Regions from separate parts of the Mus musculus genome. Here all the other regions are linked to region 3. A link is a loop called in an ENCODE intact Hi-C map of the cell type or tissue named here. Cell type or tissue: heart. All regions are shown on one strand. Each heading gives the region's core, and the rest is flanking DNA. Links, peaks and the distances in the headings are about the cores only. Region 1 has its middle 81 kb from the start of Actrt2. Region 2 holds the start of Tprgl (transformation related protein 63 regulated like). Region 3 has its middle 12 kb from the start of Ttc34.

Region 1 (10,681 bases), core at 1,838-9,837, 76 kb before region 3:
CTGACAACTCTTCCCAGGCCTGCACAGGAGTCAGGCAAGTGAGAGTTGTTTTTTTTTAACTCTGCACAGAGGTGGCCCCAGCCCACAGGGCTCCATGAAGCAGCAAGCCACCCCCTAACCCAGGATGGTAGCGCAGCCTCCACAGACCTTCTGCAGAAACACATCTGCAAGCTGCTGTGTCCAGATGATGGGCAGAGAGCCCAAGAGAGGAAACTCCTACGTGCAAGGGAAGGCAGGCATGGTAGCAAAGCCTTTGGCGCCTTCTATGCACTCACCAGAGGATCCTTAGTGGGCAACATAAAAATATCACGCCTGCTTATGAGGAATTTATAACCCAATAAAGTGTAAACAAACAGCTTTTAGATCAAAGTAGCATAAATGACAGGCACATTGGCTTCTGGGGGAAACTCAATAAATCGGAGGTTTTCTGCTAAAATCTGTGCTTGGTGCTAACACTTCCAGACCTTCTGGCTGGGCCCAGTGGGAGTGGCAGCACCCCAAAGGCTCCACACACACCCCCACTCACTGTGGCATGGCCACTGGTACCCTACCCAGGCTCACTCACTTTGTCTACCTGACTACTACAATCTTGTATCCAGAGTCCCACTCTTCTGCACCCCTTGTCTGCTATAGGCTGGGGTGTCAAGAGGGACACACAAGATTTTTTAAAAGCCCTATTAAGACCCTGTTCTCCTTGTGACCGGTCGCTTTTCCCCACCACCTTTATATGTGGACTCCTGAGTGTTGCTTAATCACCTACCCACAACCCAGTGTGTGGGAGTCACATCCCCTTAGGGTGCCCCCAGAAACTGCAACCCCTGAGCATGCAGACACACCAAGACACGTGTGAGCAAGAAGTACACACACATTTGCATGTGATGAAGGCAGACCCACAGCTCTTCCCACATGGAGGGTTCCCATCCCATGCTGAGCTGTCATGTGAGGGGTGTGGAGTGGTACCAGCTTCACCAATCCTATGGATACCCACTAAGAGAGAGTGGACTCAGACCCAGGCTCTTGGGGGAAGGCGGCCCAGCTCACCCAAGAAACATGCAGGATGCCTAGGTTTGGATGCTGGACAACAATACCCAGAGTCCAACTGTGTCAGATACACGGTGGGCCAATAGCCACAAGGAAACACGGAAAAGTCCTCATCCCAGAATCCACAGGAAAGGGTCTTTAGAGAAGAGAAAAAATGAACTCAGCAAGGTGGGCCTCGTTCTGAAGGACACTGGTTCACAGGAGGATGACCACGTGAGGCTCCACAAGACAGCCTGTCCACCATGGAGACCAGCTCCTTGCAGGGGACACTACTGTGACACCTAGTGTTGGAGCCCAGCCTTCTGGACCACAAGGAACAATCTCTGGAGTGTGAGCCCTGTTGGTGGTCTATGGGGGTGGCCTCTACAAACACTAATGTATGGACCTTAACATATCAAGCCTCACTTTAACCTGCCCTGATGACCACCACCTCCATGATTTCTTTACTGGCACAAGACTTGTCCCTTCCATATCCTGACAGCTCAGGGTAGACTGATGTATAGACGTTTCTTCCCATGGCTGATTACTGCCCAGTTTGGGAAGAGGTATCCATTCAGAGTTACACCTTGTGGCTTCCATCCAGACTGCAACGGAATACTCCAAAGGAGGTCCCTCCTTAGCCCCTTTTGCGGCTATCCATACCATCAGCTCTGAAGCTGAAACCAGCAAAATGTCTGGCTTCTACTGGCAATGCCTTTTCTGAGTCAGGAGGATATACACCCACTGGTCCCAGGAGGAGAGGTGATCCAGAGGCTCAGGACAAGCAAAGAGTCCTGAGTGGGGGGAGTGTTTCATTCTGGAGCTTCTAGTTTGGAGAACAGACATCTTACATGAGTGACCCCTTAGCTCATAGAAGTGTGATTTTCCATAATCCTCCACGTGGGCCAAATGGCAGCTCAGAGGGCAGAGCCGAGCAGGACACCTCTACCCCATGCTGTGTTCCCTATACACAGTAGCAGCAACATTGCCCACCTACACCTGACAGCAGCCTTCGTTCCTTGTAGCAGTGTTTAAATTCATTATAGCGGAGATTAAAGTAGCGGTGGTTCCACAGGGGCAACTTGGGTGCCTGTATCTACACTCACAATGGTTTTCATGTTGTGCTTATGAGTAAAAACACTGTCTTTCTTACTGGGGTGTAGCCAGGCACTAGGGGAAAGACCCAGCAGAGAGATACCAGATTCAGGGAGGTGCCAAAACCTGGGAGATACCAGAGGTAGGGAGGTGCCAATGCCAGGAAGAGACCAGAGTCAAGGAGGTGCCAGCGCCAGGGAGAGACCAGAGCCAAGGAGGTGCCAGCACCAAGAACATGCCAGAGTCCTAGTAGATGCCATGACTGAAGAGGTACCAGCTCTTCACCAGAGCACTGGCACTGTATAGAACATGGGCCAAACAATGCCCACATCTGCATTCACTTGGACATGCCTGCTTGGTTATAACGACCTGGCTTCAACCAGGAAGCAAGTGGCTTGCACAGGAGCTGGGAGAGATTGGATGAGAACAGCCAGTCCTAACTGCTTCTGAGTACAACTTCTCTGCAAGGGAGCAGAGCTCTGGGGTGGGGCTCTTAGGCTCTCTATTCCACCTCATGTGTCCTGCCGACTTGGGATGCTCCAGACGGCAGGCCTCGGCTCCTGGCACGGCCATTTCATCCACTGTCAAGCATCCACCATGCCATCAATGTGAGATTAGGCCAGTTGTGTGGTCCTCCACACACCCAAAAGGAACCAAAATGTCACTTAAGAACCAGGAAGAGACTGTCTATGCCCATGTCCAGCAGGGCATGGCATCTCCATGCCCTCTGAGGTTCTGGAAGCAGACCGTTTCTCTCCAAATGCACTCATCTAAAAATAGCCCCTCTCTGTGTGTTTTGACTCCACGCCCAAGAACACCAACATGTTTCCATAGAGAACAGGAGACTTGAAGCTCCAAACATCTTGGACTGATTTGGGTGCTGTCTTCCCAAGACATTCTCTGCTGTTTTAATGCGATGGGATTTTCTAGAGTCTAACGTACCCATTTGGCCAGCAACATGAGCAGAGTGTTCGGCCTTCTGAACCGTAAAGATCTGAGGCTCTAAACTGTCATTGCTTAAATGTTTCAAAGCAGAAGAACATTGACACCACATCTTGCTATAAAACAAACTGTGAAGCTGTAGCTCTGAGAGGTTTATGCGGCGTGTCGAATTGCTGCCGCCGGGGTGTGCAGAGGTTGCCAGCACCATCCGCTCGTAGCTGGGGAGGCGACCGGGGGTGCAGTGCTGTGTGGCCAAGTGCTGTGTGCACCTGGGTTAACCTTTTACAGTGAGTGGTGGCTGCCAGGATGTCTGGGTCAGAGTGTAGACCTAACCCCAAGGTGGGGTGTCACCTCTTGTTAAATTCGGAACCATAGCCTTCCTTCACGCTCTCCGCCTACAGAAGGGAGATGGAACTGCTAACCATGGCTTAGCAGATAATGATGCTTGCTGCTTAGCTTGAGTTCCATCCCCACATGGTAGAGAAGAAAGCCAACTCCCCCAGGCTGTTCACTGACCTCTACATGTAGCCAGTGCATGCCCTCCTCCCAGTATGCACACATATACTGGGGTTAGGGGAGGGAGGGGAAGAGGAGGAGAGGAAGAAGGAGGGGAGAGTGAGAGAGCAAGAGAGCGAGAGAGCAAGAGAGCGAGAGAGAGGGAGATTGTGAGCACTCATCCAGTGTTGTAATCCTCCAGGTGAGCTCTGGGCTAGAGCTGGCCTCCTGACTTCACTGTGGGCACTACATGCTTTTCCAGTGGAATCATGTGATGAAGTTTCTGATGCGCACTCCCTGTTTTAGAGTAAAAAAAAATGATCCAATGCAAAGCATGTGGAGGGACATGACCATCCCCCACCCTAGTGTCCTCTTGAGACAGAAAGACAAGTCTCCCGCCTGCAGATCCACAGGAAAAGGAGATGCTACTGGTGGAGCAGGAAGCCCCCACACTCCTGTCCTTTGCCCAGGCACACTCAGCCCAGCTCAATGGTGGCTCAGATGTCAATGGGAATCCTTGGGGTCCTCAGTCCCTTGCATTAACCGACCTTCAGATACAGAGAGAGACATGTTTCCTTTTAGTTTTGGAGTAGGAGATCTTAAAAAGCTCCTTGGAGAGGGACATCACAGCCGGGCCATGTAGGCTTTGTGGTAAGCAGGGACGCAAAGGAAATACACTGTGTCAAGTCCCAACTGGGGACACGCAGGCCAGTCAAGGCAGAAACAAGCTGAAGATGAAGACCAGTAAACATGGAGAGCCAGACCTGAATGTCCACCCAGGTACCTCCTCCCCAATCCCACGGGTGACTGGGCTCACCTTCACTTTGAGAGAAGCCAGATATAAATGGTCTCAGAGCCTGTGATCCCACCCAGGTGAGTCCAGAAGGAGAGCAAAGAGTACAACTGCCACAAGCCAGGCGGGGTTGTACAGCATGCTACAGTTGAAAGTTTAAGGGGACCTCATTCAGTATCCAGCACCCACATGGTAACTCGCATCCATCTGTATTTCCAGCTTCAACGGTATCCAGGTGCTAGGCACATGCATATCAATCACACACATAAAATAAAATAAATCTTAAAAATTAAAAATCTCTGTGCGGGGTGGGGTGGGGTGGGGTAGGTGGGTGTGTTTAGGTTGATAGTTAAGTTGTTGGTATATCCTCAATATTTCATAGACATATTTACACTCAAATATTTTTTCCTTGTTAATCTGGATTTAAACTTGGATGTGCCATTCTGGATTATCAGGTACATTCTCCTTCCACCATGAGCCACACCTGTAACTTTAATTTTTTTTTCAAAGTCTATTTTTAATGATGGTTCTTAAATGATTTAACCTCCCTTTTAGCCCACCACCCTCCAGAGGTAATGGAAAAGAAAGGATACAGGGATAGTGGACCTGTTTAGAAAGGTTCTTTGGAGCAACTCCCGTCTGTGTTGTCTGGAAATCGGCAGTTTAGTTCACAGGTCAGCAGCAGCAGCTTGATCCACTTTGAAAGACTTCATGGATACACCAACAGTCCAGTTCAGTGGAGTAAGGATAGCAAACACGAATCAGCAGCGGTGACATGACCTAGCAGAGACAGCCAGACTTCAACCTTGGCATGAGTCAGTCAGCAAGAGGAACCCGAGTGGGACACCAGAAGTTCTTGGCTGTTTCTCTCTCTGGGAAGCAAAGATCAGTGAAGACGAGAGACCCACAAGCATTGCACAGCTAGCTGTACCAGCAAGCCAAGCTCAATCTCTGTCACTGTCCATTGAACCCTATGTATACCCTCCAAACATCACGTGTCTCCCGTGGGTCTTACCTCAGCATGTGCATCTGTCTGTCTCAGCTGACATCACTGCCAACCAGCCAGACTCTGAGGAAGTAGCAAGAAACTGAAGCACACCACCAGCTTTTTTGGTGCATTTCTCTTTATGGAGACCGACAAATGGAGCTCAGCTACGCAACGTAAGGCAGACCAATACATGCGTGTTGTTAGCAAAGAGTCCATCACGTGTCCTTTCCCGTGCTTGCTTTAGCAGAACATGTGTCTGAATCAGCGAAACATTTTTTCACGTGTTTGCCCCAGCAAAACACCATGCAACCGACTTTCCAAAGAACACTTGAGTTTCCACTTCACGCACAATCATGTCCCTCAAACACACAGGACGCTGAGGAACACAGGTCCCAGGAGGACAGCTGGGCAGGCTGAAACCGGTGGCTGCTTTAACAGCTGCTTACCACCAGGGGGCTCTGAGTACTGAGGCTTCCTGGGTGCCAGCTCAAGCCCCCGAACCTGGACCAGAGTAGAAGCTGGGGCCTCTGCTCTGCACTGTCCTTGTTCCTGAGTGTCCTCTGTGTAGCCTAGAGCTCAGCACCTACATCAGATGCTGAGAGAGGAAAACGGGAGGGCACCCCCAAACCTTGATGACACTCGACTGTGAGGCTCCAAAAGATAGACACGCTTCAAAACAATTTCTAAAGAGTTTTTAGATCCCCCTAAAGCCGTGGCACCACCCAACACAGCCTGACGGCATCTATGCCTGTCCAACCATATCCGCTGAACACAGTGGTGATGGGATCTGTCAGCACAGACCCCCACACTCTGCCTGCATCCCCCGAACCTCCAGCTCCCCATGGGTGACCTCAGCTCCCCATGGGTGACCTCAGCTCCCCATGGGAAGAGGCTAAGCAGAAAGGCTGAAAGAACAGAGTAACAGGTAGCTGTGGGCCTGTAAGACTGTGTGTGAAGAGCACTGCCGTGGGCTGCTACAGATGAGATCTCCCTCATTCGGTTGACTCCACAGGAAGAGGGAAGTTGAGGAAAGGCACAAAGATAGGAGGTTTCAGGTGGCAGAAGCTTCAGGGCAGACAGAGTGCCCAGTTCCGGGACAGCAATGTCCAAGGATAGATGTTGTTCCTTGGGCCAGACTCCAGACGCCCTGCTTAGAGGTTACTAGAGAGAAGTTACTCTGGGTGCTCTAGGATGGAAAGGCCAGGGAACCTCATGGCATATGGCTGTGAGAAGACCTCTGAGTCTCTGGTAACCATAGGGATTTGGGAGTGGCAGCCTTGGAATTCTGTAGCTAAGCAGTCAGTTCCAAGCCAACCCACCCTTCCTGGGTCTGTGGCCTCTGCTCCTAACTCAGTGTAGGGTTGCTGTCAGATTGGGTAGTACCATGGTCTGAGATCACTGTGTCCAATCAGAAGGCTTAGGGCTTTGGGGTGGGCTGCCACAGACAGGCAATCCATGACCTCAGGGTCACAGGTCCACCACCACAGTAGAGCTTGGCTAAGCATAGCCGGGATGCAGTCAGTGGATGCTACAGAGATAAGTGGAAAAGCTATGTGTGTCCACAAGGCTTGGGGTCCACACCTCTAAATACTACACATGCCTCTGCAGACTCTTGATTATGTAGGCAGAGATCCGAGTCCTGCGGGGGGCTCACCACCCTCTCAGCAGCAGAAGGCGGGCAGAGGTGCTGCTGCTGGCTCCCCACCCACAGGGAGCCTGCTGCAGCTGCTGGCTAAGCCCTAAGCCAGCGGTTACACAGGCTTTGCTGTGGGTTTTCTCCCTCCCGACTTTTGATATTTTGGGGCCCACTTTTATATTTTAATGCATGTTTTTATGGAAATATTTATGGTGCACATGCAGCACATAAAACACCATTGTAAAGCCGTTTTGCCCCAGTGCTGCTGAAATAAATGATGTTGTTAGTATTATGATTTCACAGGGTCCTATCTGGCCTTAATGAGAACGGTCTGGGGCTTGCAAACTGCCATCCCAGGAGCTACACGGCTGTCTGCAAGACCCTGGCCGTCTGCAGAAACATTCCCTGTCAGCGGGAGGGGCTAGCCCAAGAGCTGGGAATCTTAAGAGGGGCTCGGGGACAGGATGGACCTCTGTATAGACCCTCCCGAATAGTGTCTGGATCTGATTCACTGTGCGTAAGCTGTCAATGTCTTACTCTTGGGCTCGTCCAACATTCCTCACAAGGATCTGAACTCTGATCCTGGGAGGGCAGTTGTGGCCGGCCAAGCCGCTCGCTGTCAGTCTGGAACTGCTATCCACATGAAGCCCGCTCCTGCTCCATCAAGGATGCTCTCCAGTGGTTCTCATCCACAGGGAACAGTCACTGCGGCCCCCACCCCTCCACCTTGACAAACAGGGCAAGAGAGGCATACCTCAAGCTGGCCACCCAAGTGGCTCAGTTTAAAATTTAATTCACCAACCTCAGAAAGCCTGCTCCAGGCTCCGCAGCCTCCCACTGTGCCTTCATCCCAGGGTGGGCAAGGCATGAATAATTGAGTGGCCACTCGTGAAACCTCCAAGGTGGGTGAGTGGAAGGAATCGTCATTAGAAACAATGATCGCTGGCCTTGCATAAGGCAGGGTAGTAGTGAAGCACAGGTGACAGGCGTGAGTGGCCAGTAATCACCAGGAAACGGAGAAAGGGTGACTTAGACCCAAGGTCGAGCTGGGAGCAGGCAACATGGTCTTTGTCCTGGCTCTGCCATGGAGGGAAGCTTCGTCCCTGCCTGCTTCCTGCTGCTGAGGCTTCAGGCAGGCAGGCAGGCACAGATAGAAAAGTGGCGTCCTTAGAACACACTATCACCAGCAGTCACAGCCCATACAGACATCCTGAAACGCCTTCTTCAACCATGTTTAAAAGTTCCTCGCCACAGTCAGACGGGGTGACATCCGTCTAGAAGCTTCTATTTTTTCCCACCTGCTTGTCTTCTTCGGCCAAAAAGATCAATGAGCACATGGCCAGGCTCCTGTGACAACCATGTCTATATGACTAGAGGGGACATGTAGATCTGTTAGTACCTGTCTTCCCTCCTGGAGGGGACAGAACACAGCCTAAACCTAGGCCCAGGCCCTACCCACTCGCTCTAGCTCTGCCCCCTCTGTTCCTATCCCAGGCCTCGGGTCTCACCAAGGACAAGGTCTTAAGGAGAACATTATCTTTTCTGGTCTCTGTAAAATGAAAGCCCCACACACCTGGAACAGGAACAGCTGGCCGTGCCTGAAAATAACAAAATGTGTGATAGTGTTTCAAAAAGCTGTTCCCTGAATCTCATAAAAATCTCCCCATTTCTCTCTCCTGTATGCTGACAACGATTCCACATTATTTTTTTTGAAAATTCCACACATTAAAAAATGATTTTAAAAATAGGGATGAATGGGATGGCACCTGGTGTCCAGGCGCTGTCCTCTGTGCGTCAGGGAAGTGGAAGCTGTGGACGGGACTCCGTGGCAGCCATGGCTTTGACTCACATCCTCCTCTGCCGTGGACTCTGAGGTTCCCAACGGCTGCCACTGAGCCAGGCTTGGGGAGTCCTTATCTGAAAGGGGGAAGTTATTTGGAAGTAGAGTCTTTGCAGATTTGATAGAACCGGGATGACGAAGGATTAGGGGTTCCAATCCAGGGGCTGCTGTCTATATTGGAAAGGGACAGACGTGTACTGAAGAGGCAGAAAACAGCGAGGTGCGGCCACAGCTAAGGATCGCTAATGCCCCCGAGGCTGGGGAATGTAGGAAGGGTCCTCCACAGCAAGCAGCGCCCCACCTGGGCTTTAGAACCAATTCCCCCACCCCACCCTGGTGTGTAAGAGCCAGCTGCTAGGGAACAGAGGGGCTGCTTGATGAATGAAGAGTGGCCAGGCGTTCCTTAGTGAAGGATGCTTAGTGAAAGAAGCAAGATGGGAACCTGGGCTTTTAAGCTCTGGAAACAAGGCCGGGGATATAGCTCAATAGTAGAACACGTCTGGTATTTGTGGGGCCCTGAATGCCTCTCCTAGCACCCCATAAAGAAAAATTGGGAACAATAAATAACAATAGGAGACTGAGACAGAGTCTCCCAGTCTCCCAGCCAGCTCACACTGCAAACTTCTCCCGAAGTGACAGCCACTCCCAACCGCCCAGCTGCCTGCACTAAGTCCTGGTGCCCACTTTCCCGTCAGCATACACCTTCCCTTCATTTATTTATTTTCAGGGGTAAATAAGTGTTTCCTTTTGTTCCAGCAAATGGCTCTCCCGCGTTTTTGCATGCTTTAAATATTCACACATGTAAAAGAATGAAAATGCGCCTCCTTGATTTATTATTAAAGGAGGTTTCTCTCTGATAAAGCAGAAACCCCCCATCTGAAGGGGAACTTACATTTTATTTCCATTAAAGCCTCTCGTTAAAGTTTAAAACCTGCTTTGTCCCTGTTCTTGAGGATTGATATTTCCGTCTGTCAGGGAACACGATTGTGCTTGTCGACATGACAGGAGGGAAAGAACCAAACAGGAAGGGAAATGCCAGCCTGTCAGCCAGCCAGCCGTGATGGGCTGAGGCGACATGGGGCGAAGACGGTGGGGTGGGACGGGGCCACTGCCCGGGGTCAGGACCCACGTGGGGACAGGGCCTTGGAGCCTGGATTCTAGGATGGCTGGACCAAAGCACCAAAGAAAACACACCACAAAATTTTCCATGGCTGATGGCAGTAGCAGATTGAATGCAAGACCAGAGAGCCAAGGAGAGCAGCCCATAGACCCCAAACGGGCTAGACCCAGGTGCACACAGATGCCAGCATGAAGATACAGCTGTGTGCCCATGGAAGCAGGCACACACACTAATACCAGCTGTTTCTGCATCCACACATGTACACACACAGCTGTTGTTCACACACACACACACACACACACACACACACACACACGTGTGCATACAGTGGCTGAGACAGCCAGGAGTACCGACCTAGGCTAGGTTTTGCTTGCTAGAGAGTCCAGCCTTAGTGACTGGACTTAGTAAACACTTAGTTCACAGTGTTTCAAGGCTGGGAAGGCCTTGGGCCTACGTTGAGGGGACACTCAGAAACAAGTGTGTGCAAACACATATGGTCATTCACAAATGCAGGTAGATAGGTGGGTGTGATTCAGAGGAAGGCGCATACATGTAAAAGCATGCATGTGTTGTGGTGTGTGTGGCTATGTGTATACATGTAAGAGCATGGCCGTGTGCACGTAGGAACAGACTGACGGTGAAGAGGTTGGGGTGATCCCGTGAGGAGAGGTCTCCACAGAGCCTCGGGCAGTTGCAGCTAGACCCCAGGCTGTTCTCAAGCTGTCACTGAGGACGGGCTTGGATAGTTTACA
Region 2 (10,681 bases), core at 1,800-9,799, 660 kb before region 3:
GCGCAGCGGTGTGCCCGCCCCAGGCCGGCCCGCACCCGCGTCCTCGCCGGCCGCCAGCACCGCCGTGGGGCTCGTGCCCGCCGAGTCCACCGTGTCCCGCAGCTGCAGCATCGCGCCGCCACCGGCAGCCTCCACCGACGGCCGCCGCCCCGGCGTCCGCCCGGCCGCGCCCCGCCCTCCCTCGTTCGCCTTGTGATTGGTTGAGTCCTGCAGAGCCCGCCTTCCGGACCCGCCTCCAGCTCCGTCGACTGCGTCTCGCGATTGGCTTTCCCCTAAGCTGTCTTCTGCAATTGGGTCTAAAGTGCTGCCGTTCATGATTACGGCGGCCCCTCCTGGGCCGGAAGCTGCCGCCACGCGCGGAGCCACTTCCTGTTTACAGGAAGGGCGAGTTAAAAAAAAAAAAAATGCCGGTCGGGGGTTCCTGGCTGAGAACGGGGAAAGGGACGCCATGGACTCGCGCGGAAGGGGGCACTTGGGGGCTCGTGCGTAGGGCGTTGCCCCGACAGTGTGTCCTCGCTTGGCTCCGTGCCCTTCACCTTCGGGCTTACGGTGCACTTCGGGCGGAGGTGTGCGGCGCACTTAGGAGGTGTGCATGCCTGGGGAGTGTGAAAGTGTGGGCATGGGTGTGTGCGCGTCTGAGGATTGTGAAAGCGTGGGAATGGGTGTGTGCGCGTCTGAGGATTGTGGACACTGTGTCGGGGCACCTCAGATAGAGGCTTCTCAGGAGTGTGCTGCACTCCTTGGGCGTGGTCACCTTGGGAGTGTGGGTTTATAGGGTGTGTGCACACTGGAGATAGGAGTGTGTGCAGGTCAGAGGTGGCTGTCAGAGGGTTCTTTATATTGGGCATGATACGCACAAGTAAGCTACCATGTCACCGAAGAGTGCTGCTGGGGCGGGGGGTGGGGGGAGTTGGAAGGAAACGCCGTAGGATGCTCTTGGGCCCTGCAGCTTCTCCCTGGGACAGAAGCCATGCGAGATGTCCCTGAGTTCCTGCTCCCACGGGGGTGCCAGCAGTGTGCCTGGGTTGATGGAGCTAATGGACCGCTATGATAGTGTGGCCCAAAAGTCTTTTCTAACAGTCACCAAGACATAGGTTAGACTCATCAGTGAATGACAGCCCAAGATACAGCTCAGGCCTGTAGTCTGTCTCCTGACCGTTGTGAGGGCTCCTTAGCCTGCTGGACCTTTTACAGTGTGGCTTCGTCAGAGAATCCAGTCCAATGAGGTCTCCGGGACACTGGTGGGAGCAGCCACGATGACGTGAATTCCCACAGAGGTTCCTGAGACCGCTGTGGATGTGAAGAGTGTGCTGAAAGCTGACAGAGAAAGGGGAGATGAATAGATAAGTGCATATAAGGCAATAAGCCAGGGATGGAGAGGTGGCTCAGCAGTTAAGAACACTGGCTGCGCCGGGCGTGGTGGCGCACGCCTTTAATCCCAGCACTCGGGAGGCAGAGGCAGGCAGATTTCTGAGTTCCAGGCCAGCCTGGTCTACATAGTGAGTTCCAGGACAGCCAGGGCTACACAGAGAAACCCTGTCTCGAAAAAAACCAAAAAAAAAAAAAAAAAAAATCAAGGAGGCTTCTACCTTTAGGGCTGGTAAGATGGCTCAGTTGGTAAGAGCACCCGACTGCTCTTCCGAAGGTCCAAAGTTCAAATCCCAGCAACCACATGGTGGCTCACAACCACCCGTAATGAGATCTGATGCCCTCTTCTGGTGCATCTGAAGACAGCTACAGTGTACTTACATATAATAAATAAATAAATAAATCTTTAAAAAAAAAAACAAAAAACACTGGCTGCTCTTCCAAAGGACTGGGGTTCAATCCCCAGCACCCACATGGCAGCTCACGACTCTTAACTCCAGGATCCAATACCCTTACACAGACTTATATGCAGACAAAACACCAATGCACATAAGAATAATGTTTAATAACACAAATAAGCAAATGTCAAGTTTGTGGCATGCATGAATCCTAGGTGTGAGAGAGAAACATCATCTATTTCTGGCTCAGCCTTTCTTATACAACACAGGACTACCTTGCCCTAAGGTGGCACCACATGAAATGGGCAGAGCCCCCCCCCCCATATTACTCACCAATTAAGAAAATGTTACAGCCGGGCGTGGTGGCACACGCCTATAATCCCAGCACTCAGGAGGCAGAGGCAGGTGGATTTCTGATACTGGCACTTAGAGCCTCTCATTCAAAGGATCACGGCTAAGCAGGTGCTCTGTATCTGTCCGGAGCAGAGGGGACGAGCAGCAGGTGTCCGCTCTGAAACCTGGCTTCTACAGAAGTGTAAATCCTTTACTACCGTGAGGAGTCTCCAGTATCCACACTGTGAATAAACACCATTATATCTTACGTGAGGCTGCCAGGACAGACCACAGACTGGCTTGCTGGAAGTAACCGAAGCATGTAGTGAGGTTGCTGAGACCAGACGGCCAGAACCACAGTGTGTGTGCATGTGCGCTTGCATGTGCATGTATGTGTGTCCTTCTGATACCTGAGGGCACATGTCTTCCTTTGCCTTTCCAGCCTCCCGTGTTGTCAGCCATGCTGGATGTCCCTCAGCCTGTGGCTGCCTCTCCCCGTTGGCTGACTTTCCATAGTCATCGTCGCTTTCTCATTTGTAAGGATTCCTGACGTTGGCACAGGCCTGCCCTAACGGCCCCCTTTTGACCTGATCATGTTCACAGACTATTTTCCAAAGATGGTGAGAGTCATGGAGACTGGTTGGGACTTGCGTGTATCATTAACAGGTACATAATTCAACTGGTGTGTGTGTGGGGGGGGGGAGGGTGTTTCGGGCAGGTGCAAGCGATGAAGCATTTAGATGACCTCCACGTGTGCACACAGGTCACGGCGGGGGCAAGGAGCAAGACATGATGACTGTGACTAGGGAGTAAGGTATTGGGGGCCCAGAGCTTGGGTTGGTCCTGAGGTCCACTAGCCGTTGCCAGGGATTTTCAAGAGGCTGTTCCCAAAGTGGTCAGCAGATGGCGCAACTACCCACACATGGCCTCCCTGGGAGATCACAGTTTGGCAGGTATGGGATGTTTTCAAGTCCTAGATGAAGCTGTTATCTTTCTGTAGAAGACTCAGAAGCTCAGCTATAACAAGCAGATTCTTGCCTTAATTTCCTGATGCTGTGACTTAGCATTTTGGGAACTCAGCGGGCCCTCCTTTTTGAAGTGCTGAGAATGGATCCCAGGCCTCCCACATGCTCTGCCACTTGAGATGCTTCCTCTAAGACTGAGCCCCACCTTTGATACCTGTGAGAATCCTGAGCACGCTGGGGTGGGTTCTCAGAGCTGCATGGGGCTCCTCCAGAGCTGGTACCACACACACACACACACACACACACGGAGGATTGTTGTGTGTGTGGTCCTTCCAGAGCCAGCTGCACTTTGGGTCGTGCACAGGGTGTGCACCGCTGGAAGTTTGCCTCAGGAGGCAATCCTCGCACTGCCCCAAGCTCTGCGATTGTTGTGCTTCCCATGTTAACCTCGGTCACTGAGTCAAAGAATCCACAACAGATGCAGAGGTAACTTTGAAAGAGAACCGGGTTCCCAGACTGGAGAGGTGGCTCAGCAGGCAAAGGTCTTTGCTGCCACCCTGATGACCAGAGTTCAATTCCTGGGTCCCACACAGTGGAAGGAGAGAAGAAACTCATGTAGATTGTCCTTTGACCTCCACACACTCTGAGACATACGTATATACACACATGAGTTAAATGCACACACAGACGGGACTAGAGAAAGAGCACAGCTCCTACCACCCAGCCCCATCTTGGCAGTTGTCTCCCTGATGTCCCCTCTCACATCTCCCTCTCTGTTCTCCTACAGGGACCCATTCTGATAATCCAGAATGATCTGATCTGAGACCCCCTCTCTCAGTAACTTCACCAAAGACCCCGTTTCCAAATCAGGCCCCACGGGGGGATGTGGGCATGAGGACATGGGCTTTCCTAGGGAAGCTATGCAATTCAGATGTGCCATCTCCCCAGATGTGAACAGATACCATCCCTGCTTGCAGTGATGGGTAAATATCCCATACACTTGCCATCCCAGGCCTTCCTCCCTGACCCCCCTGTGGTAAAGGGTAGATATACAGTGATGGGTGGAGGCCTGGGATGGGCCAGGCCAGGCCTATGCTGGGAAACCACATGGTGGCTGGACGGCAGTCTGCTGTGTAGCGTTATATCGGCTTGATACTGGCTAGAGTCATTGGGGAAACCTCAGTTGAGAAAATAGCCCCCACCAGACAGGCCTGTGGGCAAACTTATGTAACATTTTCTTTTCTTTTCTTTTCTTTTATTTATTTATTTATTTATTTATTTTGGTTTTTCGAGACAGTGTTTCTCTGTATAGCCCTGGCTGTCCTGGAACTCACTCTGTAGACCAGGCTGGCCTCGAACTCAGAAATCCGCCTGCCTCTGCCTCCTGAGTGCTGGGATTATAGGCGTGTGCCACCACGCCCGGCTGTAACATTTTCTTAATTGGTGAGTAATATGGGGGGGGGGGGCTCTGCCCATTTCATGTGGTGCCACCTTAGGGCAAGGTAGTCCTGTGTTGTATAAGAAAGGCTGAGCCAGCCTTGGGAGGTAATGCAGTGGTGAGCAGAATCTCTCTACGGCCTCTGCTTCAGTTCCTGCCTTCAAATTCCTGCCTCGAGTTCCTGGCCTGACTTCCCTCAGTGATGGACTCTGACCTGAGAGTTGTAAGAAGAAATAAATCTTTCCTCTTCTAATCACTTTCGATCATGGTGTTTCATCACAGCAGTGAAAACAGAAACTAAGACAGTAGCTAGATACCCATTGAAGCTGGACAGGCTGGATGCTCAGTTACTGAGCAGGAGCCAGCCTCCAGGGACATAGTTAGGTTTCATGTCATGCTCAAGGTCAGGATAGAGTGAGTGGTATAGGCCAGGCAGCTGGCCGCCAACAGGGCCAAGCCTAAGCCCTGGGCAAAATCCTATGCCCTGACCCCGTAGTGAGCCTTAGCCCATGTGAGTCAGCGTACTTAGGGGCCTTCCATTTTGGCTTCTCTCTCACAGCAGGGTTGGAGCTTTAGAAATGGATGTGGGAATGGGCGAACCACAGGCTTGTAAATGGATCGTTTGTCGTTTAGATGGGGCATTGCATGTGTGCTTTGCTCTCCAGAGACTATCCCCATCTGTCTCTTGAGTTTTGCCAAATTCTGCTCACCCCTAATGATGCCATCTGCCCAAACAGGTGACTGTGGTCACCACACTGCACCTGAGGACCTGATGATACTTTAGGTGTCTGTTTCTCTTTTGCTTTTTGAGAGAGAGAGTCTTAACATGTTGCACAGGTCAGCCTCCAAACTCCGATCCTTCTGCCTCAGCCTCCTTGGTGGAGTACTGGGATCAAAGACAGGCGTGGCTCTTGGGCTGTGAGCCAACCTTTGGTATCACTTAGGCTAGCCTCTCACCTGTTAGAAGCTGACATGAAAACTCAGACAAAACACTAGATTGTCCTCTTGGGATGGTGGCCTTCGGCTCAGCAGCTGATGTCCCTGTGGCTGCTGGGGTACTTTGGGTTTCTGTCTGGAGGGCTATCTCTTCCAGCTCTGAGATGCGTCAGGCTGGAGAGCAGGCAGCCAGCATGGTTCTGGGAAAGGAGGGAGCGGTTTGCTTTGGAAATTAGCGCTGTGGTTCGAGCTCTCCTCTTCCCCACATTATTTTCCCTCCAGCCAAAGACGATTCTAATTATTTCCAGTAGAGAATGAGACAAGGACAGCGAAAAGTATCGTCTGCTCGGGGAACAACGGTGAAGGCCTTAATCCATGCCACTGGGAGAGACAGGCAGAGCTCTGTGAATTCAAGGCTAAACTGGTCTCTACAGTGAGCTTGAGCACAGCCAAGGCTAGTGGAGGTGTGGGGGGAGTGCTTTTTAGGAAAATGAGAGCAGTTGTTCTCCAAGTGTGAAAAAAATGGAACTGCAGCCTCGCCTCTTGTCTCCTTGGGATGAACTGCCAAGCAAAGTCCAACCCAGAGTGTCATCAGGGTTGTGACTCAGTGACATTTTAGCACACTGCTGGTGGAAGCCACGGCGGCAGGGTGGACGGAGGAAGGGAAAATCCTAGGAGATCCTAGGAGGTGGGTGCTGTAGCCACGGGTTCTGGCCTGGTGTGAATACCACTCAATTCGTGAAAACTCAGGACTAAATAAATAAATATATGTGTGGGCCAGGCATGGTGGCACATGCCTTTAATCTTTAGCATTCAGGAGTCAGAGGCAGGTGGATCTTTTAGTTCAAGGCCAGAATGGTCTACAGAAAGAGTTCCAAGGCAGCCAGAGCTATATAGAGAAACCCTGTCTCAAAAAACAAAAACAAAAAAACAACGAAATGTTTGTGTGTGGTGTATTAATGTTTTGCTTTAATAAATATATTTGTGTTTCACATGATGCTCAATGTCCACAGAGGCTCAGAAGAGGACATTGGATCCCTAGGAATTAGAGTTACAGAGCATTGAGTGACTGGCCATGTGGGTGCTGGGAATCAAACCCAGGTCCTCTAGGAGAGCAGTCAGTGCTCTTAACCACTGATTTATCTTTCCAGACTCAAGGGCAAATTCGATCTTTACCCTGTGAATGGGATGATCAGACCCTAAAGTGGAATGTGACACGTGACCTATTTTCAATAAAGGATAGAACTGATGGCCCACCCTCCTCCTGAAGCCAGCACTGTGGTTCGTCAATATGCCCAAGCCCACAAGAGGGCGCCATGCCAACAGTCCAGTTCCTGCAGATATCCTGAGGTTCTTGACAGCACATTTAAGGCAGTTGCAGCTAAATTCCAAAGTAACTAAAAGGAACTGGATAGATTAACCTCTAAATTAATTTGGAACAATGACCAAGAATTGCCATTATAAGACCAACAAGATTCCTCGGCAGGTAAAAGTGACTGTTGACAAGCCTAATGACCTGGGTTTGACCCCCGTGGCACACATCATAGAGGAAAAGGACCAGTTCCATCAAGTTGTCCTCTGATCCCTACACGTGCACAGCGGCACATGTGATACCCAATAAATGAATGAGTCTAATAAAAAAATTTAAAAGTATCTGCAGGGAAAACCAAGTAACGGATTTCTCAGACCTATGGATACAGCTATGTAAAGCCAATACCCAGAGTTATATCAGGAAGGTCTCAGTGGCCAGCTCTTGCTCTGTCTTGTTCCAGCAAGGAAGGACAACTGACACAACAATTCTAGATGCAGTCATTGGAAACACCCAGAAGCGGGTGCTGCATGTGTTGAGCTAGGAGAGAATATGATATCAGTAGTATCCTGGTGACCAGCTAGCCATTCGTCCTCTCCCTGAATGGCAGACAGGGATGGACTCCGAGTGAGAAAATACACACAACAGATTGAACAACAGAGCAAGCAGCCACCTTCCTGAGCCAAGTGCCTTATGCATTTTCACAGGCATGTTTACATGAGGACATTATCATGCAAGTACTTGATGAACCCGGAGTGCGCTCTCCCCCTCGACTCGCCCCTGCACTTATTTCTGAGTGATGGGGAGACAAGCCGAGTGCACACCTCGTGGAATTGAGCCGCCCTGTTGACCATGTTGTGACTGTCACTCCAGCCCGTGAGACAATTTGAAATAATCATGTCCAACCAGCTGTCGTAATTTGTTAGCTGTAAAGTTGCAATATGCTTGCTGTGAGTTACAGAACTGTATTAAATACATTGTCATTTGATTCCTAGTTTTATGGGGGCATTTTTGTTTGTTTATTTGGCTGGTTTTAAGATAAGGTCTCGTCTGGCCCGGTATGGCATTAAACTTCTGCTTACCCTGACTCCTCCCCCACCCCGCCCCCTGCCCCCCCCCCCCCCCCCCCCGCCAGGGCAAGTGTGTGTAGTGCTGGAGATTTGACCTTGGAAAGCATGCTAGGCAGGCACTCTACCAACTGAGTTATATCCCCAGGTCCTGATTACAATGACAGACTGTAAGTGTCCTCTCTGCTCCACTCTTGTGTTGGGCAATCAGATGCTCAACCATCACCCATGCTCTGAGGAGCCAGACTGGACAGGAAAAGGGTCTGTCTCTCTGGGGCTGGGGTGAGGCTCCAGCCAACATCTGTCTAAGTGACAGGTGCTTGGAGTGTGTGGTCCATGCTTCATCTACCCACACCTGCCCGGGAACAAGGACTCTGTCCGGGGATAGTGGACAGACCACACACTGCCCATGTGTACGCCACCCACCTTAAGAGACACATGCTCGTCTTAACCTAACCACAGGAAGCACCTGATACCCGCCAGGACTCTTCACCTGGCACAGAGGCCTGGTGCCTGGACGGGACATGGGCAGAGATGGAATAGCCTAGGGTCAGTAAAGCTCTGACCCAAGGAAACCTTCAAGTTGAAGGGGTTTAGGAATTCACGCAGGAGGCCACATACCTTTGTAAAATTAGCAAAGCCATTTTACTTCGTATTGTCTCTCTTCAGTAAGGGCCCCACATAGGTTTCGGGATACTAAAAGCACGCCCCCTCCCCCACCCAAGGAGCCGAGAAAATTTCACCCACTCACCTCCAGACTCTGGTCCTGGGGCACGGTTTCACAGAGCAGGTGGTGAACTTCTTCAGGTCCCCATCCCTCATGCACACAAGCATTCACACACGCCAGCGCCGGGAGAGACAGAGGTACAGAGGAGCAAGCTTAAGCGCCTGGGCCCAGTGTACAGTTCCTGTACTTCTCCACAGTGGTGGGCCCCTGGCTGAGGAGGGATATGAGATGAATTCCTGGGTGCAGACATTGGGAGTCCCCCAGAGGGCTCGGGTCAGCCTCTGCTACTGAGATCCAGGGAGGGTCTGGTGATGGGTTTGAGCAGAAGGGTGAGTCCCAGCACAACAATGCAGGGCAAACTGGGGTCCTGTTTGGGGCATCAGGTGGCAAGTTCCAGGACCCATTGCCCTCCAGAATCTGTCTGTCTATCCATCTCTCCCTCCCTCCTTCCTTACTTCCCTCCCTTCTCTATTTCCCCTGAGGTTATACTCCTCTATGTTTACTGCTCAGATCTGAAACCTGAGTTTTCTAAACTCACTCCACTCCCTTCCTTGCCCTCGGTTCCGCATCTGGGCCAGCAGCAGGTCTAAGCTGACAGCACCTGCCCAGTAATGAGACCCACAGTCTTTTGAAATGCGAACTTTTGCAGCGGCATTTCCAGGTCCCCCAGCCAGAGGCCCCCTCAAGCACTTGCTTCAGGGGAAGAGGAGGCTGGAACACCTACCGCACTCCTCAGGGATGGTGGAAGAGGGCAGGCTGGGTCCACCCATCATGTAAAAGGGCAGGCACACCTCTCCAGTAGGACAAGGAGGAGCTGATCCTCACACAACTATCTGCAACTAGTGAGGTCCGCTACCATACCCTCATGGGACTCTCCCAGCTCAGCTTCACAAAGAGCCCCTCTGAGTGTTTGATAAGTCCTGGACTAAGAGATGCCACGTACAGCGCTGGTCAGTCTGCCCCTAACCGCGGAGAAAGTCAAATCAAATCAAAGCCAGGCTTAAAAGACAATAAATACCTGGTGCAGGGAGTCGCCTCACCTCCTAGACCCCTATGCAGGTGCCTAGTGGGACCTACACGCCCACTCCACCCCATGCTACCGTCCCAAAGCACTCAGTACAGAACTGGGAATACGAAAGCCCAGAGGGTGGTGTGTTACCTAATAAAGTCAGTACCCAAAGGAAGTGCCCAGAGGCACTCAGAGGCTGTCCCCCCCTCTACCTCCCGCTCTACTATCCCTCCCTGCTTCTGGGACAGCGGTGGCGGGCGCGCGGACGAGGGGCCAAGGGAAGGTGACTGCAACTCCAAGAATCCAAGGGTGCGCTTGCAGAGGTCTCAGATCTGGATAGAGCGGTGTTTACGAAGTATGGACCGCGCAGACTCGACAGAATTGTTCACTTGGTTGGGGTCAGACCTGGGACTCTCGGTTGCAGAGAGAGGGAGCGCAAGTGAAATTGGAAAGCTTTAGGGGAAAGTACTGGGAAGCGAGCTTAGCCTTAAAGGTAGGACCAGGAGCCGGAGAGGGGAGGGGCTGAAGCGGGGCTGGAAGTGGGCTCTCCCTATTGGGATTGTCTGGGCGGGGCCGAAGGCGGAACGGGCGTGGCTTGGGCTGGGGGTGGGGCCAAAAGGGGCGGGAGCGGGGTCGGGAAAGAGGGGGCTGGGGTCGGGCCGGGGGGCGTGCGGCGGGCGGGCCTGACGTCTGCTGCGTCCCGCTCCGAGTTTGCTCTCCATCACTCCTGGCAAGTGTCTGGCCGCGCCGAACCGAGCGCGAAGGTCTCGGAGGTCCGGGCAACTGTCCCATCTGCACCTGCGGGAACCTCGCGCCCCGCACCTGGCGCGACTGGGTTGTGGTGCTCCGCTGTCCTCTGGGGGTATGGCGCCCGTGAAGACAGCGTCTACTGGCCGTAAGGGCCGCCTGTGAGTCGAAGATCCCAGGACCGAGTGGGAGCGCGACCGCGCGCACTATGCCTGTCGGGGTGGAGGCGAGGGCGTCTTGGCGCGTGGTGGCCCTGACGCTGCTGCTGCTCCCCGCCGTGCCTGCAGCCTCCCAGCCGCTACCCCCGCGCCCGCTGCAGCCGAGCATGTGAGTAGCGCGAGTCGTGAGGCTCCTGGCGGCGAAGCTGACCCGGACAGAACTCGG
Region 3 (10,681 bases), core at 812-8,811:
CATTGATCATGGAGAAAGAGAGCCAGCACCTAAACAGATGTTTCACCCTGCTGACTGGAATTAGAGGTGCTTTAAGGTTTTTCTGTGGATATGCTGTATGCTTTCCTACCAGAGTAGGAAATTAGCCATCAACATCACCCAGTTACATACTCTGAGACCCACAGCAGTAACCTGCCTATATGTTACTCTGGAGCAAGCGTAGCACAAATATTAAGGGAGTAATAAACCCTTTCTGATCAGATTTTAGGCCCACTCCGTGAAATAGAACCCATACCTGGCACTGTCACAGTGACAAGAAGTTACCTTCAACAACCGTTTCCCTTCAGCCCTACTACAGGAACTAAGTCAGGGTAGTTACAATTTTCTCTCCCAGTCAGGATCCCCGGGGCCTGCGGTCCAGCCACCCCTGACACATTGGATGGGTCTCCTGATGGCTCTGTCATGTTGAGTGGGGCTCATGATAGCTCCAGGTGAGACTAGATCCAGAGGCAGCCATCTGGACAACACATCAGACTCAGCCCTGTTGACAATGATATGACATGGGGGGCTGGCACTCCAGGGACACTCCAGTCTTCAAGTTGGGACAGCATGAGGCAGCTCAGAGCCAGGCACCTTGCCACCAGTGCCGGGCATTGCCCAGTGCTGGGGTGGGTACCACAAACTTCTCTAGTGCAGATCCAGCCTCTCATTATCCCACACTTCAGCCAGGGCTCCTGCCTAGACGGGGACCAAACTGGCCCATCTCACCCACTCTCTATTTCTCTAGTTTTCTGGCAGGAACTCAAGAGATACAGGTAAGCCTCAACCTTTGCCCATTTCCCACAGTTCCTCAAGGAAAAAGAATCTGGCTGGATCTTCTAGCCCAGGTGGGTTAGAAGCAAGGGCGGGCTTCTGTGGTGCCCACCAGGCTTTAGGGAATCCCATGGTGCAAGAATAGGTTACATAGGGAGGGAGGGAGCTCTTGCCTAGTCTGTTCCCAGAGTGTAAGTATGTTCGCTCTGTACACAGCCCGGTCCAGTGAGCATCTACCCTGGCCTTTGAGCCCCTGCTGTAATCCACAAACAACTCAAGAAGGTAGCAGCTATGATGGTAGCAGTCCCAGGCTACATCGGCTCCTTTCCATAGAATAGTCAGCTTTTATAAAAGTTTACAGTTCATAAGCTGTCAACACAGACAAGACAATGTCTTTGCAAGGACCACAAAAAGCCAATACAGGAAAACTTGCCCCAGACCATGGGAAGCCCATAGGGTCCTGAGCAAAAGTTCCATGGCTCTTAGCCCTTTAAGGCAGGAAACTCTGGAAGGGACCTTTCCACAGACCACCGAGGCAAAGGCCCCACAACCAGCTGGCCTCTCACAGGCTTTAGAGAAGCCCTGTTTGCATCAAGGTCTCCCACAGAAAGCATGTTGATCCTGAACCGCCCACCCTCAGCACCTCAGACTATGACTAAATTCAGAGATGGGGTCTTGAAAGAGTTCATTGAGGAAAAATAGGGTCATTGGGCAACCCTACTGATGGGTGACCTCTGAGAAGAGAGAGGGCAATGTATACACAGCGTGGAAGGCTGTGTGAGAACACAGGGTGAAGACTCCACCACAAGGCAGGACAGGCCTTGGGAGGAACCAGCAGGCCAACACCTTGATCTTGGACCTCACCCCAGATTGTGAGGGCACAGCCCTGTCTGTTCCCATGTCCCCAAACCAACATGTTGGGCACTTATGTCCTATGTCTGCTGAAGCTTACAGAGAACAGAGAACGCTCTGAGCAGAGCCTGCCCCGTATGAGCGGATGCTTGACTCTGGCCTCACCACCATTCCTTCTGTGTGAACCTGAGCCACCGCCAGACACGGTTTCCTCGATATTCAACAGCCTCTTCCCTTCGTGGGGAATCCTATGACTTTGTATCTTACAGCTGACTGGGTGGGGCTCCAGGCTCCTCTCTGGCACTCCGCCTTTCCTCCAGCACTCACATCTGGCCCTGAGTGGCAAGCTTGGTATATAGCCCAGCAGAACTCAGCCCCTAAGATCCCTGATCTAAAGCAGATGACAACACAGGTAAGATGTCCCTCCCCAAGGAGGCCCTAACCTGGCCCTGGCCCTGGCCCTGGCCCTGGCCCTGGGGATCTTCAGACAGGAACTGAACTGCCCAGAGCTTGTGGGAGGTAATGAGATAGCAACCCTAGCAATGCTTCTCTTCCCTGCTCCCTGAAATGCTCTTTGGCAGAATAACTCTCAGGATTCATCAGAGCATCTAGACATAAAAGGCAGAAAAACACTGACTGTGCGCACATGCAGATAGTTACACCAGGCAGCCCAATATGACACTGGCCCACCAAGTGGCCCTGATGCATTTGCTGCACCTTGCCTTGCTTCCTATCGCTGTGATAAATACCATAACCAAAAGCAACTTGAGATGAAGGGATTTATTTCATCTTACAGGTTATAGTCTATCAAAGAGGGACGTTAAGCCAAGAACCTAGAGGCAGGGACCACGATGGGACAGTGCTGACTAGCTTACTCCTGGCTTCTGCTCAGCTAGCTTTCTTATACAGGTCAGGACTACCTGTCACGGGATAGAACCACCCACAGTGGGCCTTCCTACATTAATTAGCAATCAAGACAAAGATGCCCTACAGACATGCCCATAAACCAATCTGAAGTAAGCAATTCCTCGATTGAAGTTTTCTCTTCTCTGTGACACTTTGGGTCAGCTCAGCAATAAAAACTAACCAGTATATCAGTATGTATGCATTAAAATTTTCCACCAAGACAAAAAGGCAAAAGAAGCTAGATGTGTTGAGGAAGGGAACTCAGTCTCCACTGCACAGACAGACTGTAAGCTCCCACAGGCCCCCTGTTCTGCTCTGAAATGTCCTGATCACCCTGATCAGCTTTGCCTGTGTGTGGTCAGTGGGATAATGGTGCCCACGACACCCATGTCCAGATCCCAGAACAGAGAACATGTGGCCAGCTTGCTAGCTCGTGGGACTCCCCTGAGGTGGAACCCACAGCTTTGAGACAAGGAGCAAATGTGAGGAGACTCACGAGCTGGCAATCTGCGAATGCTGGAGACCAGGAGAGCCTCAGGTGTCACTCGGATCTGAAACTCAGCTGGCTCAGGACTTGTAAAGGGCCCATTTTTGAGCTTACATCTGAAGGCACAGTGGATGCCACGTCATTTGGGGTAGTAACCCCTTTAGTTCTTTTAAGACCATCAATTGACTATTGATGACCCAACACATTATAAGCAGCCAGTCCCCAGATTGAAATGTTTATTTCATGTCTCAGACATGCTTGAAGGACCTTCCTACAAATGCCTGGCACCCCTAGCCAAACACAAAATTAACATTGCAAATGGGACTAAGCCAACAGCCTTGCCATGAGAAATGTCCTGGATTATCTGTATGGGGCAGAGCCACCACAAGAGCCTACCAGAGGGAGGTAGGAGGATCAAAATGGACAAGCTGGGTCTGGTGGTCAGGCCTGTTGTCCAAGTACTCAGGAGGCTGAGGCAGGAGGATCATGAATTCCAGGGAAGTTCTACACAGTGAAAACGTGTCTCTTAAAACAATAAATGTATGGCTAGAAAGATGACTCAGTGGGTAAAAGCATTTGCTCTTGCCGAGAACCTGGGTTCAATCCCCGGCTCACAGCCACATTTGTAATTCCAGTTCCAAGAGACCTAACACCTTCTTCTGACCTCTATGGGCACCAGGGACACATTCAGTGCTCAGACACACACACAGGCAAAACACTCATCATACATGTAAAATAAAAATGAACAAATAAGCCTAGAGAGAGGGGGAGGGGAGCAAGAGGGAGAGGGAGAGAGGAGAGAAGCAAAGGAGGCCCTGTGCAGATGGAGCAAGAACTGAAGATTGGCCGGGCGTGGTGGCACACGCCTTTAATCCCAGCACTTGGGAGGCAGAGGCAGGCAGATCACTGAGTTTGAGGCCAGCCTGGTCTACAGAGTGAGTTCCAGGACAGCCAGAGCTACACAGAGAAACCCTGTCTCGAAAAACAAACAAACAAACAAAAAACAAAAAACAAAAAACAAAAAACAAAAAACAACAACAACAAAAAAAAGAACTGAAGATTGGAAGACACTGGCCCGACTGCTGGGGTACAAGATGTGGGTGACCTCTGAACAATGGAAGGGGCAAAAAAAATTATTTCTCTGCTAGAATCCTCAGAGGGCATATGTCCTGCTCACACCTCCATTTCAGGACCCCGATCTCCAGAGTGTGAGATAATAAATTGGTTCTGCTTTCAAGCAGCATTGTCTGGCGCTCATCACACCTGCTTAGCTCTTCCTTCAGGGCTGACGCTTGTGTTTGCTTGTTTGTTTGTTTGTTTGTTTGTTTGTTTGTTTTTCTGAGTACAGGCACTATACACAGAGCTGAGTAGCTGGTTCTGTTCATGCCCAGAGCCTAGGGGTGTCTGTGGCATGTCCTTTTCTTGGAGTCCCAACAGCAAAGCACCAGGTCTGAACACTACTGCTGGATTAGCCTTAGTGGCTGTCACACCATCCCAGCCTTGTCCCAGCAGCTGAGAGGAAGGTGGGCTGGTTATTCTGCACATATCAAGTGCGCTTGACAGTTTTGAAGGACCGCTTGCTTCAACCTTGGCCTGGACACTTGGAGGGGATTGTCTTGCTTTCCCTGGAGCCACAGGACAACCCTTGCTCTGACCTACCCTTCATGCAATCTGCACACATCTCCTCAGTGCTCACCGCCTCTCCTGCAGGAAAGACACTGGAGACACCAGACTCCTCAAGGAACCATCTAGAAACCTGACCTCCAACCCCAAACATCAGTCATACTCACATTCCACACAGGCTCTTCTGCCCTGGGAATCGGACAGGCTCCACCTTCTCATGACAGATGAGCTTCCATGCTTTTGGTCCTTTCTGAGTACCCCAGCCAGAAGTAGGTATCCACACCAGGTCATGGGGGTCATGGTGGGAGAGACCAGCACCCTCTATCCAAGCTTGTTTCCAGCTTGTTCTTCTGCCTGTATAGGGACAATAAGGGGGAGTTTTCTACCAGAACACAATCACCTTGGAACTCTATTCTGATGGTGACAAATGTCAGGAACGGCTGCAGGACAGAATTGGCCACCTTGGTCCGCAGAGCAACCTCTGAGTAGCAGACTAAGCAGTCCCAAGTGAGCCTTTGCCCTACTACCTATCTTGCCTCCCTCTGCCCCGCTGTGCGCTCTGTCCTGACCCATACAACCATTTGTGGACACTGCAGAGCAGGCCTGGTCCAGAGGAACCATTGGGCCTTTCACCCTTTCTGTGGTGATCCTGTAAGACCAAGCCCAGGATCACCTGAGCCTAAGAGGGTGAAGTTTTGTGGTATGGGAGCCCCTCCCTGCTCTTCTGCTGACCTCGGGATGGAGAGACCCGCTTATAGTGCGAAGAGCAGCCCAGGATATGGAGTGTGGCTGCCCTCTGCTGGCAACTCTGAGTAATGACCACAATGGACTCCAGCCAGCAAAGCAAATCCCTCCAAGTGACCAACCACTCTGAGTAGGACAGGTGGACACTAGGCGTCGCCTTCCCACAGCCTCGAGGCATGTATAAGGATTTATTTTGTCTGAAAGTAGACAGTTGCAGGCAAGAAATCACTGTCTACATGGAGACTGCTTCACACCAAGTCAAGACCCTGTGCTGTGCTCAGGGCCTGGATCCCCCAGTTCCCAAAAGCTCCCAAACCCGTAGTCTCTAACGCATAAGATCTCTAGAAGCCTTAGGAGATCTGAAGGCCCAGCCAGGCCCTCCGGAGCCTAAGTCCCACGTGGTTAGACACAGTCTCACTATCCTCCAGATAGAGGCCGCAGCTCAGAAAGTCTCAGCCTCCGCCTTCAGTCTAGCCAGGGACAGGAGTCAGATTACAAGGAGGCACCCACCACCACCTCCCCCAATACTTCAGTGCTTGGGGTCCATGAGGTCTTCCCTGGCTCCTTGGGCCTTGGTCCAACTTCCTGTGAAGTGAGGCAACCAGTCCTCTCTAAGCCTAAGCAACACAGGAACTTCCTGCTGCTCCCCACCAGCCTTTGTGTTTGTTTCTTAGGGGAGGGAGACATGCAAGCGTCCACAGAGACCAAAACAGGGCATCATATCCCTTGGAGTTAGAGTTTCAGAGAGTTGTAAGGCACCTATGAGTCTCTGAGCCTTTGTGCTTAGGGGCTGAGTCATCTCTGCCACACTGTTCTTTTACTAATTTCTTTCTTTTCTTTTCCTTGCTTTTGTTTTTGTTTTTCCAGACAGGGTTTCTCTGTGTAGCCCTGGCTGTCCTGGAACTCACTCTGTAGACCAAGCTATTCTCAAACTCAGAGACTGGCCTGCCTCTGCCTCCCCAGTGCTGGGGTTAAAGGTGAACACCATCACAGTAGCCTGTGTACCATCACCTGACTCTTCTACAATTTCAAAGTTGCCACCATTATTTTTGTTCAGGTGTGGGGCCGGGGAGCTGCTTTAAATACATCAGATATTTATGAATACAATGTATTCCTTCTAGATGATTTCTGTTACCTCAATAAACAAACCTTTCCAAATGCTGATGGCCTCAATGACTAAGAAAACCTTCATGTTCCCTTAAAATGGCAACACTTTTTACAGCCCTAGGAAAGCTGCCTTATGCTGCTCCACTGAAAATTTAACTATTCCTCAGCTAATACATTAGTAAATAACTGAACAACAGTCACGGGCTGATCTCCTGGACAGTGCGGCAGACAGCGCCTCTTCAGCATCCTGAATATTCACGATGCCAAATACAGAGATTATATCTGAACAGCCAAATTGGAACCAACAGCTCTGCCTCAGTGTGCCAATTCTGGGCTCCAGTCCCATTCTCCAAGGGGACAGGGACAGTTGCTCCCCAGGGTAATGGGTTGTGGGTCCACGTGACCTTTCTCATGATCTGAGGCTTTTTATAACCACAAGACTCTCAAACCATAAAAAGACCTCTGAGTCCAAGCTAGGGGAGAATATCACCCTCGTGCGGAGGCTGGCCTTGTTTCCTGGCTTCAAAATGAGCTCAGTAAAGACAAGAGGATCCAACAGAGCCCAGAAGGGCTCAGATATCCAGCCATCAGGGAATGCCACCCAGAAGAAAAGCTGGTATCTTCAGTTACTAAGATCTTGTGATGGCAGCAGAAGCTAGCGGAGACTTCTTCTGACACTGAACAATCAGACACTCAAAAGTCTACTCCTCCCGGTTTCAGATACTGCCCTGGGCTAGGTCTGACCCGGAAACCCCTCCGGGAGGCCAGGGTCACAGGCAAGAGTGAACAGCTTTGAGGACAAGCTGCACTTAAGATCCCCGGTCCCAGAGCCCAGCCTCCTGCCTATCACTAAGAGCCCTGTTGTATCCTATGGCACGCACTAGCCAGGTCAAAGGGAACAGACAGGAGCCAGCTCAGACCTAGTTCTTGAGGAAGTCATGACTCCCTGGAGGTAGTGCTCAGAGGACAAGGATCGCCCTGCCCTGCAGAACTGCTCCTAGTGCTGAGCAAAGGTGGCCACAGGCTAAAAGCTCCAGTGGGCAGATCTGATGACCTACAGCCACAACCTCCTTAAGCAGCAATTGGCTGAGGAGTCAGGGGCAGATCCCAGGCATGTCATTCACACCCTGCCACTCCTGTGGTTCATCGTGAGCTATGCACCCAGACGCTCATCCATCCCGGCCATTGTCCTGACCACAAGAAAGCTGCCAGGCTGAACAGGGAGTAGGGACATCACAGGGAGAACAAAGACGGGGGCCTTAAAGGGGGTTGGAGGAGCAAAAGCAATAGCAGACCCACGGGGGTCAGAGGGAAGTTCAGCTGAGCCTGGATGGAGAATTTCTCCTGCACAGACACATGTCCCCACCTTGAGGGGCCCACCAGCCTTCCCACCTCAGGGAGGGGTAAGGGAGGATTGGCTAACCGCCAAGTGGGGCACAGCAAGGACGGACAAGGCTTCAGATTGCCTGAAAGGTACAGGGACAGTGCTAAGTGGGCTTATTAAGAAGGCCACCTCAGGCTGGAGAGATGGCTCAGTGGTTAAGAGCACCGACTGTTCTTCCAGAGGTCCTGAGTTCAATTCCCAGTAACCACATGGTGGCTCACAACCATAAAAAATGGGTTCTGATGCTCTCTTCTGATGTGTCTGAAGACAGCAACAGTGTACTTGCATATATTAAATAAATAAATAAATAAATAAATAAATAAATCTTTTAAAAAAAAAAGAAGAAGAGCAAGGTTCTGTGTTTCTTGATGAGGAACGGGAAAGCCAGGATGAGGTATCAGAAAAGGAGTTGGCTGTTGCAGGAGTCCAGTGCTGAACCACTGCAAGAAAGGAGGAGTTGTAGGCTGAGCCCCCACCACATAGGTGACCCGCTACCTTTTGTGGGTTCCATACATGTCTCTATGACAGCATGGAGCATCAACACCAGACTCCTTGGAGAGTATCACTCAATTATGTAGATTCAGGGTCCCAGACACACACTCACTGATATGAGAATCCACTTTCAGGACCTTTCTGACAAGGCTTAAGACACAAGAAGCAAATTCTAGTCTGGACTTCCAACCAACCTTGCTACATGTGACTTCCCAGGAGGCTGCAGCCTCCTTAAGGCACAGAGCAGGTGGCTTTGCTCTTGAAGGTCCCCTTTCTTCTTTGGCTCTGTGTCCTCACCCTTAACAAGGGTGCCTTCCCCCACGTGTATCCCATGGGAATACAACACCAGCTGAGGCTCACCCAGAGCCTGACTACCCTCTAGTCCTGATACACTACCACAGGCAATAACAGCTGCCTATGGACGGCAGCTTGTCCACGACGGTCTGCATGGCTGTCCCTGGGTCTCAACAAAACAGGAAGGCCTGTAAAACAGATTGCAGCTCCCAGGCAAAGTATAGCTATGAGGTTAAAGGTGGGCTAAGCCATGAGCTTGGGTTTCTCCTGGCTCCATTACTGAGAAGGACTTGGTCATGCACCACAATGAGCTCACATTTGGATACACTGTAGCTGTTCTCAGACCCACCAGAAGAGGGCATCAGATCCCATTACAGATGGTTGTCAGTCACCACGTGGTTGCTGGGAATTGAACTCAGGACCTCTGGAAGAGCAGTCAGTGCTCTTAACAACTGAGCCATCTCTCCAGCCCCCTCTGCTCCCATTTGGATGGTACCTACTGTGCTATACCCAACCTCGCCTACACTAAGACATTAGCAGAGCTCTGCACCAGCATCACCTACCCTGACCACAGCGAGGAGCCATACCGTGGCCCAGGAGCCCTGCTGCAGTGTGCCCCTTGACCTTTCTGAGTTCTCTGACGCCCATGCTCACCTCCCAGAGTCCTTATGACCTAGTCTTTTCTCTCATGTCCCAACAGTCTTGCAGGCCCAGGACCAAAGCACGCCCTCAACCTCACATCGCACCCTCTGTGCCCACTGCCGCTGGCTCACTACTGCAGGGGCCCCAGAGTTCCCCATCCACTTGAGACTGCCCTCTTGCTCCTCCAGCAGGAACCTGTTCTTGCAGGGCCTAAACATCCTTAAGACTCATGAGCTGTGATGTGTTGGCCCTGACTAGCAACCCCCCCCCCCAAAAATGAGGGACAGGCAAGAACTAAGAAGCACAGGACAGCTTGAGAGTTTCCTACTGCGTTGGACGTCCCAAGCATACAACTGCAGCAAGATATCAGTGAGGCAGCTTCTGCCCAGGGATCCTGGGGAGCCTCTTCACTTCTTAGGGGTTCTTCCCTTTGCTCTAGGACCTTGATTTCCCCACTGCAGCTCTGCCCCCCCCCCAGCTCCCTGGGATCCTAGCCTAGTTTTCATCAGGAAACACCATATAGCTTGTAGAGTACATAGAAATTGCATCCTGAGCTCCCAAACCTCTGTTTTTCTGCATGTTTCCAAAGCAGGCAGCCAACAGCGAGCCAGCCACCACCCTTCCTAACAAGACCACTATGACCAGCTTCCTGAAACTCACCTCCACCTGCATCTCATCCAAGCCAGCCAGATGGCAGCCTGATTACTTGAGACCATCTATCCAGGGTTGTCACCTTCTCACTGCCACCAGCACCCAAGACTCTCAGACCTCCCTCCTGAGGTCAGAGACACAAACACCCAACAGGAGGAAACTTGGGAACCACTTCCTGTCCAGAAGCAGCCTCAGGAAGTGTGATGGACCAGGGGTTGGGGTTGGGAGTAGGGTAGGTACCAGAGCAGTGGCCTATGCTAGGACCCTCTTGGTGCCTACAAAAGAACAAATGGTTGTTCCCTGACCCACGACTCCTCATGCCAAGGGATGGTGGCTTTCCTACAGGTGTGGGCACAGCCCTTCAATAGCCACAAGAGCAAAGGAGGTGAGATAATCTTCCTACTAATCAGGTGGCACCTATGTGAGACCCTAAGATCTGTTTGGAACTGGGGGGAGGGGAGCGTGTTAGTAGGGGCTTTATGGCCATGTGATTAGACAGGGGAGGGTACCTTGTCATAGACAAAGCTCAGCCCCAGAGTGTGTCGGCCCCCTCACTCAAGTGCTGTCTGATGGCTTCTGCTCCGTGGAAATGAAAGAAAAGCTTTTGCAGAGACCACAAGGCTCAAAAAAAACGTGAGCATCATAAGAGAAGCCTTCCAGGAAATATCTGCCAACCCCTCTTAGGAGAATGCAGTGCAGGATGGTAC

What was found. Hi-C counts contacts between places; a loop is a spot of excess contacts. Peaks named below come from ENCODE experiments on the same cell type or tissue, not always from the same donor. Only the 100,000 strongest peaks of a DNase experiment are listed, where the experiment ranks them.
Region 1: it touches region 3 in a loop (7-fold over the local background); 6 of 42 quality-filtered maps call a loop at or near these places.
Region 2: it touches region 3 in a loop (3-fold over the local background); 9 of 42 quality-filtered maps call a loop at or near these places.

Annotation. Positions count from the first base shown.
Region 1 is chr4:154,743,576-154,754,256 of GRCm38, forward strand. No RefSeq gene overlaps it. Among named protein-coding and RNA genes, the nearest start is that of Actrt2, 81 kb to the left of the region's middle. In heart, for the core only: a CTCF peak has its summit at 5,774 (motif pointing right); no DNase peak of the experiment used is centred there; H3K27me3 peaks cover 2,573 bases.
Region 2 is chr4:154,160,519-154,171,199 of GRCm38, forward strand. It overlaps Tprgl (transformation related protein 63 regulated like), which reads right to left and starts at 166. Exons shown (of 4, transcript NM_026388.2): 1 at 1-166. The coding sequence starts at 111. It overlaps Megf6 (multiple EGF-like-domains 6), which reads left to right and starts at 10,195. Exons shown (of 37, transcript NM_001162977.1): 1 at 10,195-10,624. The coding sequence starts at 10,506. In heart, for the core only: CTCF peaks have their summits at 3,005 (motif pointing right) and 6,733 (motif pointing right); DNase peaks (open chromatin) are centred at 2,983 and 6,742; H3K4me3 peaks cover 707 bases; H3K27me3 peaks cover 2,018 bases.
Region 3 is chr4:154,820,504-154,831,184 of GRCm38, forward strand. No RefSeq gene overlaps it. Among named protein-coding and RNA genes, the nearest start is that of Ttc34, 12 kb to the right of the region's middle. In heart, for the core only: a CTCF peak has its summit at 5,469 (motif pointing left); DNase peaks (open chromatin) are centred at 5,508, 6,918, 7,558 and 7,908; H3K27ac peaks cover 1,349 bases; H3K27me3 peaks cover 1,044 bases.